Regions from separate parts of the Homo sapiens genome. Here regions 2 and 3 are each linked to region 1. Evidence: chromatin loops called from intact Hi-C (ENCODE). Cell type or tissue: endothelial cell of umbilical vein. All regions are shown on one strand. Links, peaks and the distances in the headings refer to the core of each region. The heading gives the core; the rest is flanking DNA. Region 1 overlaps LTBP1 (latent transforming growth factor beta binding protein 1). Region 2 has its middle 18 kb from the start of MIR4430. Region 3 overlaps LTBP1 (latent transforming growth factor beta binding protein 1).

Region 1 (4,000 bases), core at 1-4,000:
TAAATGGCAAAAAGCAAGATATAAAATTATACATAGAACATCTTTATATACAATATCCACGAAATATGAATATTCATTAATGACATTATGTAAGATTGTTACTTTTCTTTTTTCTCTATTTGCTAAATTTTCTAAAATGAGTGTATATTGGTTACTTTCATATCAATTTTATTCAGAAATAATTCCCATGCTATACAATTCCATTTAAAATGTACAATTCAATGGTTTTTAATATATTCACAGAGTTGTGCAACTGTGTGTATTGCTTTTATAATGAGAAAAAAAAATTTAGATGAACCGATCTGTGGCTCACAGACACTCTCTAAAAATACATCGTTTCCCTTTATGTAAATAGATATGCTCTGTATTTAACCACAGCAAGGAGCCACTTTCAGCCAAGCCAACCAATATGTGCTCTAAGTCGCTCGGTCAAAATAAACACAGGTAGCAGGGTTCCCTTTTCTAAGGCTAATTGCTCTAATCTATATTTAAATGAAGTTTAAATAAAAATGGGAAACTTGATCACAGTATTTACCTCTACAGTGCTTGTGGTCCGGAGTCCGGGTATAGCCTTTGTGGCATGAACACATGTAGGAGCCTTCAAGGTTGGAACAATCACCATTTGCGCAGACGTTTGGTTCCAGGCACTCGTCCACATCTTGAAGAATGTTGCGTAATGGAAAGAACAAAAAAAGAAGAAAAAGAAAACATGGATAAAGTTAAATTTGGTTAGAAATGGAAACAGTAGACCTTCAGAAGACCAGGCAGATTCTTAAAGATAAACTTTCAAATTAGCCCAAAGGAGAAAAAGCAGCTTGTCGTGAGCTAAATGGATGACGGTTCTATACTTTAACTTACCTTCTGAAAGTAACTCGGAACCAAATATGCTCTGTGAATAAATTCAAGAAGTAAAGATGGCTTGTTGTAGGGGGGAGGAAGGAAGAGACGGGAGATTTAGTGCAACATCTCTACAAGAAAGCATTTTCCAAAGAACCAAAGATGGGTTGAGGTCTATTTTGGAAATTGATGAATTCAATAGGATGGGAGAGTTCACAAAAGCAAAAGATATGACTCATGACCCAGAGAAATCACAGAGAAGTTTTAACAGAAAGGTGAAAAAGAGTCCAATAAAAAGCTCTAAAATGGCAGTGAATCCATATGATAAAAACCAAGTAATCTAAGGGACAAACACAAGCCTACTGGGCAGTTTGAAGGTAGGGCACACGCTGAAGAGGTAGATAATAATAATAGCACCTAATCTTTATCAAGCACTTGCTACATGTGGGCATTAAAAGCTTTACATACATCATCTCATTTAATCCGAACAAAATCCTTATGGGCCAACCATTTTATGGAGGAAGGAACTGAAGCTTAGAGAAGTTCAATAACCAGCCCAACGCCACATAGAAAATGGTGGTTCTGAGATGTGAACCCAAGCCTATCCTTTTAACCTGACTGTAAGTTTCTGTCACAGGCAAAGTTAAATCTAGTGATAGAAACAGTTAAAGAAAGAGAGAATGTATGAATTGATGTTTGTTTTTATTATTTGCTAACACAGCATTTATATTGAAAATAATCATCTAAAATCTACTTCATTAAAAAATATTAAGTCCCTACTACATATTACTATTTTTCAAAAATAAATAAACATGTAAGTTCTGTGCTCCATTTGAATGGCCCTGGGTAGGTCCACCGTATGTCACAGTGACAGACACTAGTGAGGTATCAATAAGCAAGAACTTAAAGAGGAAAAACTTAAATCACAAAATGCTAAAACTACACATACAATAACACAATTAGGCTTAATCTTATAGGGGTCTATAACATAATCAAAGCATCTTAAGCCTAAGCCAGGCAAACAAGGAGGAAAAGACACGTGACAGCATCTGTTTCACTTTTCAATGCTCACTACACCACGAAAGCAGCAAAGCTTTCTACCCTCTTAAGGCAGTCACAAGCACACTGACAATACAAACCCAGAGTCTAGATTGCATGCATTTGCACTGTATTAAGACTGTATTCTTTCTTACAGTGGAATGCAGAAACGGAGTTGTACTAAAATGTGGCAAACACGTATCTGTGAGTGTGCACACGGGTGTGTTCCCTGCACATACTGAGAAGAGCCAAGGAAATGGCACTGCCTAGGTGCTCTGCGTTGCTTTCACAAAATATCACTAATTATGGTGAGCTGACTCTAGTCCACGATAACAAAAATAGCACTTCCAGACTGACTCATTAACCACCCTTTCCTTGGTTGTGGGAATCCACTTCTGTAAACACTGAAGGCAAACAACTTGAAAGAAGAAGCCAAGCATTGGAGCCAAAGTAAATAATGGGAATGAGCCTAGACACCAGGCATAGAAATTCCAGACAGCAACAGGAAAATGTCATGTTTAGTATCTGGTTTTGTTTCAAAAATGTTAACAAGCTCAGAAATGTATGGATTGCTCTCTTTAATTATTCATGCACCAGGGAAAGTGATTTATAAGGCTGTAGAATATAACAGCAAAATCAATTTCTAAGACCATACTTTCTCTAGGTAAAGTAAATTAACAGACACTGCAGATTACCATTTAGGAGATACTTATAAAACTTCTATTTTTCTAGGCTACTCATGATTAATGATGAAGCAGAATGCCTTGAAATATCTAGGGTAGCCTGATGTGTTTATTCTTTCTTTACTTATTATAGACATAATTGCATGGAACCAGAATTCTGTCAAGCCAATCACCGTAGATAGAACAGTTTGAACTGAAAGTACATTGCCTTAATGAGACTATGCTCCTGAGAAAATAGCAAGACAGTAAAATATCACTAAAGAATCTCTACAAAGAAGGAAGGTCTCCAGAGAGGAACCACACGTAAAAACACTTGGTGGATGCAAATGGTGTAAAATTAATTCAGCATTATATCGTTGGCCCAGATTTCTCTCCTAAACTGTAGAAGCATGCATCCAGCTGGTAAGTCTACTGGACATCTCCTTGATGTCCCCCAGGTACCTCTGAGTCTTTATGGCCAAAACTGACCCCTCCTCTGTCTTTTCTTTATGTTATTTTTCACACCAATATCTAGTACCATTATCTACTCAAATGCCCAAGTCAGAAACCTGAGTCCTTATTTTTACTCTCCCTCTTTCCTCACATTGTTATTGCCCAGGCATACCAATCTGCCCTTCAAATATCTCTCAAATCACCTACTTTCATTCTTTCTCACCCGAGTTACTGCCACAGTCTTTTAATTTGTTTGTCTAAGACTTGGCTTCTCTAATCCATTATCCAGCTTGCAGACAGAATAAACTTTTTTCTAAAATACAAATCTGATAAATGGTGTTGGCTCCTCTACTTTAAAAACCTTCCATGACTTTCAGTGTTCTTCAGTTTAGTCAAGGACACAAACTTGTGGGGCCCTGGGTGGTAATGATAGCAGAAGGCTTGGCCCCCACAGTTCTAGCTTCCAACCCTTGGGAAGATCTCCCATCAATGCCATAAGAAGTGCTATGCTTTGAAAATGGTTTGTCCCTGCTAAAACTCATGTTGAGGCTTGGTTGTCAAGGTGGCAGCATAGGGAAGTCGTGCTTTTAAGAGGTGATTAGTTCATTAAGATAGATGAATGTCTTTCTCTCGAGACTGGGTTAGTTCTCGTGGGAATGAAATTGTTCCCAAGAGAGTGGATTGTTATAAAGTGAGGTTGCCTCTGTGTTTTGCTCTCTTTGCATGCACTTGCTTCACCTGCCACTTCTCCAGCATATTAAGACGCAGCACAAGGCTCTCACCAGAAGTGGCCATCTGATCTTGAATTTGCCAGTCTCCAGAACCATGAGCTAAATCAATAAACCTCTCTTCTTCATAAATGACCTAGTCTCAAGGTGTTCCGTTACAGCAACACAAAATGGGTTATGAAGGAAGCAGGTGGTGCCTACCCACCCCACCATCCACCCCATGGTTGCCTTTTCCCTGAAGCAGAGGGAGATGATTATGCCTCTGGTTTTCATGGTAGAGCT
Region 2 (11,266 bases), core at 4,485-8,484, 140 kb before region 1:
TTTCCATTACAATGGATTATGCTGTCACAAACAGGATATAGCCCTTTACTTGGAGGAGAGGCCGTCAATGGCAATGAATTAGCATGAACATATTGTCAGCCATGACAGCAAGAAATCAGAACAGAGACTTAGCTCTGTACATTTTGAAAACATACTGGGTTTTGTTCCTGATTATAAAAGTAGTACATGCTTATTTATCCTGGAGACAAAGTAGAAAATCAAAATCACCATTATCCCACCAACCAGAAATTTTTTTTCGAGACGTAGTCTCGCTCTGTCACCCAGGCTGGAGTGCAGCGGCGCGATCTTGGCTCACTGCAACCTCCGCCTCTTGGGTTCAAGCAATTCTCCTGGCTTAGCCTCCTGAGTAGCTGGGACTACAGGCGCATGCCATCACGCCTGGCTAAGTTTTGTATTTTTAGTAGAGATGGAGTTTCACCATATTGGCCAGGCTAAGAAATTTCTATTGTTAACAGTTGGTGTATGACTTTTTAGCTCTTACTTCTTTTTTCATATGTACATATATATTTTTTAAGCAAATGGGGTCACACTATATACATAATTTTGTAGACTTCTTACATTCACTGAATGTAAGTGTAAATGTTCACTTAACATTTACTATGAATAGTTTCCAATGTCATTAAATATTATAATGTAATTTAATGTCTGTATAAAATTTCATATTGTGGAATGTTATTTAACAATTCCCTGTATATTTAGGTTAGTTACAAAATGTATCTGTTATGAATAGTCTTTTACACACGCATTATTGTCTCAATTTATGATGTTTTTAAGAATAGATCCCTAAAAGATAGACTTTTTGCTTTTTACTAAAAAATATATTGTGTATTTTGAAGTAAATATTTAGAATCAAAGATCTAGGAAATCTTAATAAAAAGGCACGTATGTGCATTGAAAGTTTAGTAGCCAAACATATGTGCCTGCCTAAAATGGTAAACAGGTGAAGTATTTTTAATGATTAGAAAGTTTAAGATAAATCTAAAACTGTTCTATTCAAAATGCCTTTCAGGCCAACAAGCTGTAAGGGTGTATGTAATTCCATGGAGTCTTCTTCCAGAATTTCCTAGCACAACTAGCCTTCTTGAATTTGCTATTTAGAGATTCCTAAAGAGCTTGCTTCTAGTGCCTGGCTCTGCTGTCTCTGGGCTGAGCGTTGTTTTCTGGTATTGCCACTAGAGAGCAGCCAGGGACAAGGAGAGGAGGTTGACACCCTTGGTCTTTTCTCTTCAGCATAACCTTTTTCTAAAAATTGCACGATCTAATTTATATGTGGAATATTTTTTAAACCCTAAAACACAGAGATACAGAATGAAACAGTGGCCACTAAGGGTGGGAGGAGGGGGGAAAGGGAAATGGGGACATATAGGTCAAAGGATACAAAATAGCAGACACTAAAGAACAAGTTTGGAGGCTGGGTGCCGTGGCTCACGCCTGTAATCGCAGCACTTCAGGAGGCCGAGGCAGGAGGATCATTTGAGGTCAGGAGTTCAAGACCAACTTGGCAACATGGTGAAACCCTGTTTCTACTAAAAAATACAAAAATTAGTGGGTGCAGTGGCGTGTTCCTGCAGTCCTAGCTATTTGGGAGGCCGAGGCACAAGGATCACTTGAGCCCTGGAGGTGGAGGCTGCAGCAAGCCGAGCTTGTGCCACTGCATTCCAGCCTGGGTGATAGAGGGGGACCTTGTCTTGAAGAAGAAAGAAAAAAAAACAAGTTTGGAGATCTAATGTCCAACCTCAAGATGAAATTTAATAAAATTGTATTGTATTCGGGATTTTTGTAAAATAAGTATGTTTTAGCCACACATGTCATACAAAAAAAGTAACTATATGAGATTATAGATTCTTCATCATAATCTTTATTTCACCAGATGACCAAGGGAAAATTTAAAATGAGCCACTAAGGGGAAAAACGATTCTGGAGGTTAATAAATAAGGAAAACCTCTGGGTATAAATGATTTCCATTTTCTCAGAGAGAGTAACCAAAAGATGGAGAATTCTACGAGGGCCATCAAAGTTACGAACAATAGAAGACCTGGAACCTGGCTAAAAACTGGGTTCTAGCATGAGCAACTGGCGCCCTTAGCTCTTTGCAGATGGAGAAAGTGAATCTAGAGCCAGAGGCTCAACATTCTGTATATGAGTCTCAGTTGTGAGGGCTTTGGCCCCTACACATGGTGGTTCCATTTTCCATCTGCCTCTCATTAATGATGTGATCATGGACATGTTACTTAATCTCTCTGACCTCACTTTTCTCAACTACAAAATGTGGCTGGCAATGGAACCTGCCGATAGATGGTTGCAGAGGCAGAAGGAGATAATGGAGATAAAAGGCTTGACATCGAGTAAGTGCTTAATAAATGTTGTCGTTTTTATTTCCAGTTCTCACCTCCCTCCTAAGCTGTTTTCCATTCTCAGCTGTTCGCTTACTATTTCTATCTGACTATTCCATCATTCCCTCAAATTTCCTGTGTTTGAAACCAAAATCCCCATCCCTCTCACTAACTCCCTGACCTGCTGCTGTCTCTTTGGCCATTTCTTTGAATGGAGCCATAAAACATAACATCCTCTTGAACACATTCTCTCCTCCTATAACCATACCCAATTAGTTTGCAAAACGCGTCAGTTTGTTCTCAGATGTGTCTCCATTGGGCTTCTTTCTCTCTGTCTTCATCAGAACCCAGGCCTCGGTGCCCTGATCTCTCCCCCAGCAAGTTCTGCCTCCAACCGGCAGATCTTATGCACGCCATTTCCCTTTTCAGAACTTCTCATCGGCCCCAGGTGTCTTTAAATTCTTGACTCCTTAGTTCACCATTAAAGTCCCACCACCTTCTGAACCCAGCCTCCTCCAGGCACTTCTTTCCTGCTCCATAGGCTCATTCCCTCTGCTGCTGTCAAGCTGGCTGACTCTCAGTTCCCTTGAAGAGTTGCCAGATTTGGGAAATCAGAATACAGGGCCCCCAGCTAAGTGTGAGTTTCTGATAAACAGCAAATACTATTTTCGTATAAGTAGGTCCCATGCACTAAGTCTCATACACAGTCATGCAGTAGGGCACACTTAGACTAAAAAAGTGTTTGTTGTTTATCTGAAATTCACATTGAACTGGGCATCCTGTATTTCATCTGACAGCCCTATTCCTTGGGCGCAGGAAGGCCATTCCTGTCTCTGCTCATGCTCACAGCTCCATTCTTATCATAGATGTCCTCATCTCCCTCATCCATCAGCTCTCCTCCCGCTTACCAAGACCCAACTCAGCCTCAGGCCTCCATGAAGCCCGTCTGGATCAGGTCTTCCTTAGGTGGCACTCATTATCTACGTCATTAATTTGGCTCCACATACAGGATGCTTTGTGTCCTGTATACTTCCCTTTTTTCAACTTAACATTGAGTTTTTCAAGGATAGAGATTATATTGTAAGTTAGAAAACTTAATAAATAGGTGTTCATGGTGTGGTGCTGCTTGTAGACCTGTAATACAGGATGAGACAGTAGGAGAAAAGTCTCCAAAAGCCAATTGTCTGAATTTAAGGTGCCTGTAAATACACAAGAATCATCGTGCAATACCCCTCTACCCCACCCAGCGTCAGGCCAGATGGCAGGTGGGTGTAGTTTCCAGTCTGAAGAAGAAGACCTTGGCATGCTTCTCCCACATCCCTCTTCAACACATCCCCCAAGTTGTACATTGTATTTGGTGACATCTAAATTTCTTGCTGCTTCATATGGTCTCTTCAGTAACCTGATTTTACTTGTATTTAAATGTGAAGGCCAGGGTTGGCTCTATTATTATGTAAACTGTAAACACATGGTGATTGTAGGAGTTACTCTGGAAATAAGGCAATACATTTCTATGTAATTAATTAAAAAGCTAAAAAATTGATAATTTTTTTCAAAATTAGCTAACTCTAACTTAAAATGTTCTCAGCAACTTGTAGATACATAAAACAATCTGTAGAACTACCGTAGAACTATTAAGCAATTTCTAAGAACTGTATTTTAAATACCTGGCATTTCATGAATACAATTTTTTTTTTTTTTTTTTGGCGATGGAGTCTCACTCCATTGCCCAGGCTGGAGGGCAGTGGCGCGATCCCGGCTCACTGCAACCTCCACCTCCTGGGTTCAAGCGATTCTTCTGCCTCAGCCTCCCAAGTAGCAAGGATTACAGGCATGTGCCACCACGCCCAGCTAATTTTGTATATTTAGTAGAGACGGGGTTTCACCCTGTTAGCTAGGCTGATCTCAAACTCCCAACCTCAGGTGATCCACCCGCCTCGGTCTCCCAAAGTGCTGGGATTACAGGCGTGAGCCACCACGCCTGGCCCCATGAATACATTTATAAATCTATGGTCATCTGGAAACCAATGACCAGCAATGAGCCTTTTACAAGTGAAAAAATATATTCTTGAAATAATACATCTAACTCATAATTTTATCTTTCTTAAACCTTACATACAGTTAAAACATTTTCATTCTCATAATGTAAACATGTGAATGTGTCAAATGTGAACGTTGTTTTGAAACTCTAAGGGAAATGAGTTCAACATGATCAGAAATCAGAATTGCTGTAAGCAACATTGCTGTAATTAGAGCCATGTGGCGTGGCAATTAATTAAGTCACCTTAGAGTCCACTCTGTGGAAGATCTAAAGTGGACTCAGAACTGACTTTGCAGCACTGGAATGTCCTGAAAATAAATGCTGAGGGTTTGTTTGTTTGTTTCTTCAGATCTATCATATTTATTCAGATTAATTTCATTTCCCTCTCTTTTTTTTTTTAACCACTTAAGTTCAGCTAAGAAATCATGATCTTTCTATTCAAACATATTATACTTTCTAACAGTTTCCATGGAATTATAATTTTCTAATCAGTAAAAAATAACCCTTAAATTCTCCCAGGAAAGAAGACGGCCAGTGGGATCCACACTGAGCCTGAGCCGAGTCCTGGCCTCCTGTGCCGGTTCTAGCTGGTTCTGCTTTTCTGGCTTCCAGCTTTGCTATCTTCTTGGGACAGATTCTAAACATCCCAATCTCAAACAGGGATAGGGCAAAAGAAATAACAGCCACACATTTCCTTCTGCTCTTCCTTTTCAATAATCCACCAGAACCGTATTCCTCTGTTAGTCATTGTGGTAACATTAATCAAGTTACTCCAAGACACAAATGTGGTTATTATCAGCAGCGGATGCAAATATGGTGCATCATTTAAACAAATGTGCTTGTTTAATGGCAAAGAATGTTAAAAGAATTTGGAATGTCCCTAGTAGCTTTCCAAGTTTTTGTGGGCAACATCAACTGTTCTTGGATTTAATCCATTTCCTTTCAACCTTACCATTTCCAAACCCAGTGACATTTTTCAAGGTACTCAAAACATAATGAACGAATGTTTGGAAATAATAATTTAAATCTACATAACTACTATGAACACTTTCTATCACTGGAAACTATTCAGTGCTGTTTTTTGTGGTTCTAGAAGATTCTCCATTTTCTGAAAAATGAATGTTCAAGACAAAAAACCTGTATTAAAATTTGTTATCTTTGCTTAATTTTATACAAAATTTAAATTTTATATATAACTTTTATACAATTGTCCATTTCTGCTTGAAGGCCTATTTATTAAAAGTATTCTAAACTATTATTCATCAAATAAATTATAGGTGGATTATTAATCAGCAATTTGAAAAGGGCAGACAAGCAGACAAATATCAAAAATATATTTTTAAAGGTGATCATCAATGAAATTATTTATACTATCTAAACCCCTGATAATAATGAAACTGAAGAAAGTTTGTAAAGTTATTGTCAAGAAACAACTTTTTAAAATATTTATTGTAAAAACCTGAAGATGTCATAACCAAGGTTGATTTCTACATTTCTTCAGAGATATGAGCAAAGCATATTGAAAAGTTACATGAGGATCGGACCTCAAATCATATCCATTGTCTGTGGCTAATATCCATAGTTCATGAAGTGCATTAAGACGCAACAACAGACAGATTTTTAAATGACACTTACCTTTGCAGAACTGCAATAATGTTGATCCCTATAGTGAATTGTCTTTTTCTTTCCACTTCATCACCTCTAGCAAGTTTCTCTTCAACGTGCCTAAACACCTAGAATTCCTGTTCTGTCTTCTAAAATGCTGTCATCACCTCCATTGCCCAAATCTAGTTCAAAAGTGAGGAGAGAAAAAAAATTGAAATTTGCAAGCTGTTTATGCCTAACAACAACATTGAAGCTGCTAAGCTTTGAGCTCAATGAATTAAAGGTTGTTTGGCTAAATGGCAGGCAGACTTCCTCCTATTCTTTCCGAACTTAGTTTTCCTGCCTCCAGTGGAGCTTTTTCCTTTCCTGGGCTATAAATAGGCTGGTGGTAAGAGTACTGAGGAAAGAAGAAGGCAGGAAATGTATTTGATTTCAGAAAGCAGCCTTAGGTATATGAGTGCATGTGTGCTTCTTTCAAATGAATACCAACAAACAAACTAAAAATTTGGCCTCAAATAATTCAGCTTTGGTCTGTGCACCATAGTCAACATTTTCTTTAATTTCCTATGGTCTCAGTTTTACTATAAGTTGTCATATCCTATAGACACTTAAATATGGTTGATTCTTCAAGGTGGGAGTGTATGTCTGGAATGAAGGGACAGTTTAATTTGTGACATACATATTTTTTTCCCTTTCAAATATTATACTGTGTATGCCATGCTTTCAAAACATTAATTTTAAAGACAATTTTTAAAACTGTTATTACTTAAGGTCCTTCATATAATTCTATTAGATGTCTATGTATTGATTTGTTATCTAACAGTCATCTATTTATCTGTCACCTCCCTCCCTTACTCTGTCATTCTACACTTACTGTCTGTCAACAGTGTTTGTTTTAGCCACCCAGTAAGTGTTTGTTTTAGCTGCTCTTTACGTGAGTAACACTTTGAGAAGAAGCACAAGGAATTTCTCCATAGGAGGGGCTACTTAAAGAGTGGTCCAAGGACCGGCCAGGCGCGGTGGCTCACGCCTATAATCCCAGCATTTTGGGAGGCCGAGGTGGACGAATCACGAGGTCAAGAGATGGAGACCATCCTGGCCAACATGGTGAAACCCTGACTCTACTAAAAATACAAAAATTAGCTGGGCATGGTGGCATGCACCTGCAATCCCAGCTACTTGGGAGGCTGAGGCAGGAGAATGGCGTGAACCCAGGAGGCGGAGGTTGCAGTGGGCTGAGATTGTGCCGCTGCACTCTAGTCTGGCAACAGAGCGAGACTCCGTCTAAAAAAATTTTAAAAATTAAAAAAAAAAAAAAGACAAAAAAAAGTGGTCCGAGGACCAGTAGCATCAGCAACCCTGGATCAGAACCTCTGGGGCTGGGGCTCAGATGATTAACTTCAGGTGATTCTGATGCTCACTAAATAGGAGAAACATGGATCTACATAATTACTTTGTGTGCATGTTTATTAATATCTCTTCAAAAAGGAATTTAAGAGTAGATTTTTTTAATGTAAGAATCAGAAAATAATGTATATGCTTTTTATGCTGGTAACCTCCATCTAGATGACTAGAAGAGTTTTTAGATCTAATGTTAAGAAGACATACTAATTTCCTAATTACTTGGAGAAGCTACCTAATGTGAGGCAAAAGCAGTGGAAAAAACAAAAGGATAGTATTTAAGAGAGAGACAACAGCACTCACACATGGTGAAGAGTCATCCTACATATAGATAAATTCTAAGCAAATTTTACTAACAGCTATATCTAAAAATTATAAGTTGTCTGAAACAAAACCAAAGTAAACAGTGAAGAAATGAAGCTTCTAATGGAAATACAATGTCCCAGCCCCCACTTTTTTTGTTTGTTTGTTTGAGACAGAGTCTTGCTCTGTCACCCAGGCTGGAGTGCAGTGGCGCGATGTTGGCTCACTGCAACCTCCGCCTCCCAGGTTCAAGCAATTCTCCTGCCTCAGCTTCCCAAGTAGCTGGGATTACAGGCATGTGCCACCACGCCCGGCTAATTTTTGTATTTTTAGTAGATATGGAGTTTCACCATGTTGGCCAGGCTGGTCCTGAACTCCTGACCTCAGGTGATCCACCCGCCTCGGCCTCCCCAAGTGCTGGGATTACAGGTGTGAGCCACCGCGCCCGGCCCCCAGCCCCTATTTTTGTTTAGTGATTTGATTATTGTTTTGAAACCCAGCCATTTCTTGTCCATGCTTGGGTTTCATACTAGGCCCCCGTATAATAGAAGCAATAGGTTGAACAATGAGCTCAAGCCAGAGCTGATAAGGAAAAAGTAAGGGTGTCCACATCCTAAGTACAGATTGGGAGGAAAATGTTTCTTCAGAGAGAAAGAGAGAAACAGAATGCGAGGGAGAGAGAAAAAAAAGACGGATAGAGAAAAAAAGAAAAAGAGAGGTGAATGACTTCCTTGTAATAGCAGAAAGGAAGAAGGAAGTCCATGGTGCTCAGGATATAACAGCTGCAGTGTATTGAAAGAGCTAGAAAGTACATGAGTTGACTTTGGCAAGAAAATGGCTGGCAGTGGGGTAATATGTTTTTGAGAGCAAACCGTGCTCCCATGTGAGAAGAATGAATGCTTCTAAGAAACTCCAAGTACATTTACTAGGCTTCTTTCATTGTCCTCTGGAAATATTCCTTCTATTTTTTGTGGGGAAGTATTTTACTTGTCAAAAAGAACAACGTCACAGAACTCCCCGTATTGCCCATCTCTAGAAATGAATCATTCAAACGTCTATGGGAACAACAAGGCTCTGTATTCTTAATCTAAAATTAATGACAGACTCTCTCAAAAGGCATAGTGGGAAAAAGTCAAAGGCCTTGTTAGGAAAGATAATGTGTGACATTCTTCAATTATTTTGGTTCTGTCAGTGGAGGAAAATACGGTTTTTAAAATTGAAGTCCCTTAAAAAGTTTTCAATATATAAAATATAGAGAAAACCTAAGCAAAAGTTCTCAAAGAAAACGCAAAAAAGAGTCTGCATATTATTGCTTAACTGAGATGAATGCACTTATGTATCTGAGCCTGTATGTCCCATAGGTATTTTTAATAATAGCTTATCTTTATCCCCAAAGTGCAGAAGCTCTAGATAATGACCAAATTGTGGGCTATGAACTGTGTTCCTTTGACTTGAATTGTTGCATCATACTAATGAAAATAAGTCAAAACTGCTAGAATAACCACTCAAAAGAACACAGGTTAAGGATGGCTCTCTAAATCACAGCAGGAATAATGAAAAGGTGGTTGAAAGTTAGGAAGGACTTCTCCATCTTAAAAATAAAATATAAGAGTTACCAACTCTTTGAAAGAGCTAGAAGACTTAGTGGGATAGAAAAAAAGCTTTTCCATTAATTTAATTGAAGTTGATTTGTGTTCATCAGTAGTTTATTTAGACTGATTCTCAGCAAACATAATGTTAAAGTTACCTTGCAAATTAGAAAACTCTTGGCACAAATAAAACAGTGCACAATATCTCCCAAGAGAAGCCCAGCCTTGGTAAAGTTCAGTTGGAAAATCTAAACCAGACTACCTTCCCTGCACTAGACTTTGGTTTCTGTTGGTATTCTGTCACTCTGCCATGCACCTAAAATAAAACAGCATGAGTTTTTGTGTAACAACAACAACAAAAAAGACAACTTGAGACTCGCCGATAATAAAATCTAGAGCTAGTTCAGTTTTGTTGAAGCTAAAATCTGATGTCATAATAACTAAAGGAAATTCTAATTGGTGTTATGGTAAAAGTTTTCCTACTAATTCTGAAACACAGACTCTCATTTTGCTGTTTCTGCTAGTTGTATATTCCTTTGGGAAATGCCTTTGGACTCAGCGCTAAGGTTGTTTGTGAAGCTTTGGAGGCAAAGAAGAAGCAAAACCATCACTGGAAGTAAAATACACAGGAAACAAAACAGACCGTGGTAGAGACAGCTCATGGCACCCATCTGAAGGCAAAAGGAACTACCATGGGCGCCGACAGCACGCGCACCTAAATATTAGCTGATTGTGTGCAGTATTTGTAAGGAAGGAAGGAAGAAACGAGGGGAGAGAGCAGGGCAATGGAACTGATTTATCCAACAACAATTAAACTTTTCATTTTGGCAGTCACTGTAGTCGAGTAAAAAGCCAAGCAGTAGGTTGGTTACTGAATTAATAGTCTATACAGGTTCCTTACTTATACAATAGATTAGTTCGAACTCACAATGGGGTCAATATACTCCATACTCCCCTGAAACACATAATTATGCAATTGAGTTTATATTAAGACTGGCAAGGTGAACACAACCATCAGCTTTATAATTCTAACAAATTGTAGGGTGCAAATTCACACTGGTTAGATGAAGCAAGTTAAAAACAACTGAGTATTCAGAATGACCAAGAAAATCTCTCTTCGTTGCTGCCACTGAAGAAGCCAGCTGCCTATGAAGAAGACCACTTGGTAAAGAACTGAGGGTAGCTTCCCTCCAACAGCCACCAAGAAACTGAAGCCCTTTAGTTTGACAGCCTGCAAGGAACTGAACGTTGCCAATAACCACATGAGCTTGGAAGCACATCATTCCCCAGTCGAGCCTCAGATGACCAAAGTTCCAGCTAATACCTTCTTGCAGCCTTTTAAGACCATGAGGCAGTGACCCAGCTAATCCATGTCTGGCTAAGCCAGCTATAGGAGAGGAGCTCCTATCAAGATGATTTGCAGTCTTATGTAAGGTAATCATGTACATGTGATCCTGGACACTCAAGTCACCTTTGCTGCATTCAGCTGGCTAGAAGCAAGTCACAAGTCCTTCCTGTGATCAGGTGAGGGATCAAGGCTGTGACTACCAAGAGTGGGATTGTGAGGGCCCCCTGTTTTCTGTCTGACACAATGGATGACTGACCTAGAAAGAAGAAAGTAGACATACAGACCATCCTGGCTAACACAGTGGAACCCCATCTCTACTAAAAATACAAAAAATTAGCTGGGCATGGTGATGGGCACCTGTAGTCCCAGCTACCTGGGAGGCTGAGGCAGGAGAATGGTGTGAACCCGGGAGGCGGAGCTTGCAGTGAGCTGAGATCGCGCCACTGCACTCCAGCCTGAGCGACAGAGTGAGACTCCGTCTCAAAAAAACAAGCAAACAAACAAAAAAGAAAGTAGACATCATACACCAGGTGGTTAATATAGGACAGTTAGGGACAGTGCTACCCAAAGGTAAAATAGACAAAACAACTTAAGTTTTCTTCTTTCAAACCAGTGGGAAGTGCAC
Region 3 (4,000 bases), core at 1-4,000, 53 kb after region 1:
ACTCCAGCCTGGGCGACAGAGCAAGACTCCGTCTCAAAAAAAAAAAAAAAAAAAAAAAGAATGTTTCCATCACCTGAGAAGGTTCTTTGTGCCCCTTCCCAGCCAACAAACAACTTATCCCCATAATTTTAACATAGGACTTCAGAAATTAATAAATTAATAAGACATTTCTAATTATTAAGAAACAGGAGCAACTGCCTAAGTGATTTTTCCTAGACAGGTAGTCACAAGCTTTCTAAATTAAAGTAAAGGATGTCAGAGACTCACAAACACGTTAAGAACAAAGCATTGGTTGAACTGAACGCATTGTATCTGGATGAGAGAAGAACATTCCAAGTGATGACATCATCAGGCCAAAGTTTAACAACTGTTTGGAACGTGATAGGTGAATGGTAAACCAGAATTCTATTTAGACTTAACAACTGTATGGAATGTGATGGGTGAATGGTAAAGCAGAATTCTATTTATACTTAAAAACTGTATGGAACGTGATGGGTGAATGGTAAACCATAATTCTATTTAGACTTAACAACTGTATGGAACATGATGGGTGAATGGTAAACCGTAATTCTATTCAGACTTAACAACTGTATGGAACGTGACGGGTGAATGGTAAACCAGAATTCTATTTGGACTTCATTGCCTAAAGCTATCTTCTTTCTTTAATCAAATAAAACCTGATTACAATATTTGTCATTTTATAAATAGCTTATTTGTGAAGGAATAAATTCAAATAACAATATAGTGTTTCAGGAGTCTCATATTTTTATTTATTTATTTATTTATTTATTTATTTATTTAAGATGGAGTCTTACTCTGTCACACAGGTTGGAGTACAGCGGCACAATCTCAGGTCGCTGCAACCTTCGCCTCCCAGGTTCAAGCGATTCTCCTGCCTCAGCCTCCTGAGTAGTTGGGATTACAGGCACATGCCACCATGCCCAGCTAATTTTTTTTTTTTTTTTGTATTTTTAGTAGAGACAGGGTTTCACCATGTTGGCCAGGCTGGTCTTGAACTCCTGACCTCAAGTGATCCGCCCACCTCGGCCTCCCAAAGTGCTCAGCCTCCCAAAGTGTGTGAGCCACTGCATCCGGCCAAGTCTCATATTTTAAAGCGTCAACAAACCTTCCTCAACAGATTCTAACTAAATCAAAAGTATTTTAATATTTAGTTTGAAAAATACATGAATTTATTCCTTGTTCTCCCTCTATAGATGACAAATTTCTCTGGAAAACTGTGGAAGTCTGTCCTTTGAAGAAGTGGTATAACCACTGCATACAGAACAACTTCCTGAGTTAAAGAATGAAGGCCAAAATAAATGGCTGAAGGGGCTCAGCACCCACATACAGCCAGTCACCATTCCCTATCCCCATCTGAGCTTTTGTGTTCAGGCAGGCAGTCTAGAAGTTTACAGAAACAGAAACTAGGAAAGAAATTCATACGGACCCATGTGCTCCTCTGGAGTAGGCAAAATCCATGAAGCTACTACAGCTAACATGAAGGAGCTTTACATACTTTTCCACTTATTTAAAACATTTACAGGTATCTCTGCCTGTATAGCCTACCACATACTTCAGCTCACAGATGAAGTTCAGGAACACAAAACTGCTTTTCTTCTAAAACTGCTCTTCTTCTAAAATGGTCAAATATTGGCAATGTCCTATGGTTCAAACTAATACAACAGAAATAAGAGGGCTGGGCTTTTATTAACCAGGTAGTAGAAGAATATAAAGTAATCAGGTATACATGCATAACAAGAGACTCCCTATGAACAACCCAACATAAAACAGCCTAAGTATTTCAGTACATGGGAATGATGCGATAAGGTGACGATGAAGTGAGGACCTTCATCTTCCTTCTACCTCATCAGGATTCTTTACATTTCTATAGCACACCGTATCTCACTGGAACTTCACAACAATTCTGGATGGTGAGCAGTACAAGAATAATTATTCCATTTTACAGAGATAATTTCGTCCAAGGCCATATTTCTAAAAAGGATGGAGAGGATGGGGGAAAATAATAGGAGGAATATTCCACTAAGATCTAGCTTTTGGTCCAACTAGGACAAAATGTTATGTTACCCAGAGCAAGTCTCTGAGTTTCTCTTGATCTCAGTGTCCTCTCCTGTAACACAGAGGGGCTGAACTATATTATCCCCAAGGTTACTTGTAGTTTAAATATTCTCTGACTTCAAAACAATCTGCCAGTTGCCAGGGCTGAAAATGCCAGGGAATAAAGAAAGTATGACATTTGGTGCATAATATATTACGAACAGCACAAGTGCCCTTCTGGGAAATAAATATATTTTTATGCATCTCTTCTCCTACAGGAAAGTATGTATGTTTAACAAAGTGAGTAAGAATTTACTGTCTTCTTAGTGACGCAAGTTTATACAGGAAATGAGGCATGTCCAACAGGAGTCAGGACAAGGTAAGAACAGGACATGAGCATCTTTCTACTGTGTGAAAATATGAAGCTTTCTGGAGATTCATCTGTGTGTGTTCAGCTTTTGCTAGTAAATATAAATTCCATGACAGAATTCCATTAGCAGTATGCCTTCCACTTGAAAGCAGAAAAATACCTCTTAATACAAATACTTTTCCCAGACAGACTATTAAGTTATTTAATAAGGATCACTTAGACAATATATATATTTCTTAAACTTCCAAAGAACAACTTTGCACTGGGTAGACATACCACGAAGGAACATGAAGATATTCTATAGGGTACACACAGGCTTAGACACTTTTAAGGGAACTAATCTATAGATCTTCAGCCTTCAGATGTTTCTTTTTGAAGTCATCTGCCTAAGAATATATTTGCCAATCTTCCTTTCCTATCTTCCCCTTTCCTCAGGGCCTTCTTGCTCTTGACCAAGTCAAGGCATACCTCTTGTCAATCCAGAATCTTTCTAGGCCTTTCTAAGAACACTGTCTTGAAAGGTAAAATTCTCACAGGCACAGAATAAATGAACAATTCACAAATATATCAACCCCAGGATAGAGTCACAGAAAAAGTAATGAGTCCGATTTCTTTCATAAGAAGATCTGGCTTTACCAATTAGGTTAAATGGCAGAGACTGTTTATCAATGGCATGAACCAATTCTGCAGCTCCAAAGTTTTGATGAAATTATTTAATGCACACATACAATATAAATGTGCCAGAAATTAACCTATTGTATCCACTTGACTTTTTAATGAAAATGTAGATGTCAGCTTAAAGATATGTGAACACATAACTTTTTCAAAATTATTCTAGGAGATTAAGAAAAAAATATTTGAAAACCAATGTTCTAGAGCAATTTTACCCAAGGTATTTTACACAAAACACAGACTTTGTGAGACCTCTGCTAAAAGAGGGGTTCTGCAGCCAAATATGTTTGAGAAACACTGCCTATTCTATATACATAAGCATATTTAAAACCCGAAGAGTCCTTTGGCAAAATCTCTTGTTTTTCTGTGTTTAACTTGGTTTTTCTGCACATTTGGCTGTGGGACCCTTTTTAACACACAATCTATTAACATCCTTCTGAACTGGTCATCTGTGGAAACATTTTTGTGAAATGCTGCTCTCTGGGGCCAGCTTCAAAGACTATTGTATGAGTCTCTTCGTGATTATATTTGCTTCTATCTAGGCCCCACTGCCATTAAAAGCCTACCCACCACCCTGTAACTGTCCCATGATTATAAAATGACCATCCACCATAGGATGGATTCAATCACTGGACTCACTGAAAAAAGTCAAACCACTGTGGCAGCAACTCCTTTCCTTCCAATTCTTCTGTCTTCGGGGTAACATGATAAAGGAATTATCAGAGCCCAGAGAACAGCTTGTATTTATTTCTTGACACATGTGTGCTACACATGGACGACGCTGCTAGCAACACACACTTACTCTGTTGGTCTTGGATTCATGACTGTAGTCTACAGATATTACATTAACTTCTCCTTGAAATATTCACAGTAACATGAATCCATCATGGGCTTTCTTCATCA

Evidence for each region. Peaks named below come from ENCODE experiments on the same cell type or tissue, not always from the same donor. Only the 100,000 strongest peaks of a DNase experiment are listed, where the experiment ranks them.
Region 2: a loop joins it to region 1, with 2.5 times the contacts of the local background. A loop is called at or near these places in 4 of 110 quality-filtered maps.
Region 3: it touches region 1 in a loop (6-fold over the local background); 1 of 110 quality-filtered maps calls a loop at or near these places.

The regions. Positions count from the first base shown.
Region 1 is chr2:33,289,818-33,293,817 of GRCh38, reverse strand. LTBP1 (latent transforming growth factor beta binding protein 1) reads right to left here. Exons shown (of 34, transcript NM_206943.4): 20 at 536-658. Among named protein-coding and RNA genes, the nearest start is that of MIR4430, 130 kb to the left of the region's middle. In endothelial cell of umbilical vein, for the core only: no CTCF peak of the experiment used is centred there; DNase peaks (open chromatin) are centred at 2,367 and 3,647; H3K4me3 peaks cover 463 bases; H3K27ac peaks cover 3,563 bases.
Region 2 is chr2:33,431,356-33,442,621 of GRCh38, reverse strand. It overlaps a transcript of RASGRP3 not described here. Among named protein-coding and RNA genes, the nearest start is that of MIR4430, 18 kb to the right of the region's middle. In endothelial cell of umbilical vein, for the core only: no CTCF peak of the experiment used is centred there; a DNase peak (open chromatin) is centred at 6,341; H3K27ac peaks cover 1,995 bases.
Region 3 is chr2:33,236,704-33,240,703 of GRCh38, reverse strand. The region is part of intron 9 of LTBP1 (latent transforming growth factor beta binding protein 1); the gene reads right to left. Among named protein-coding and RNA genes, the nearest start is that of MIR4430, 180 kb to the left of the region's middle. In endothelial cell of umbilical vein, for the core only: no CTCF peak of the experiment used is centred there; DNase peaks (open chromatin) are centred at 343 and 2,363; H3K27ac peaks cover 3,765 bases.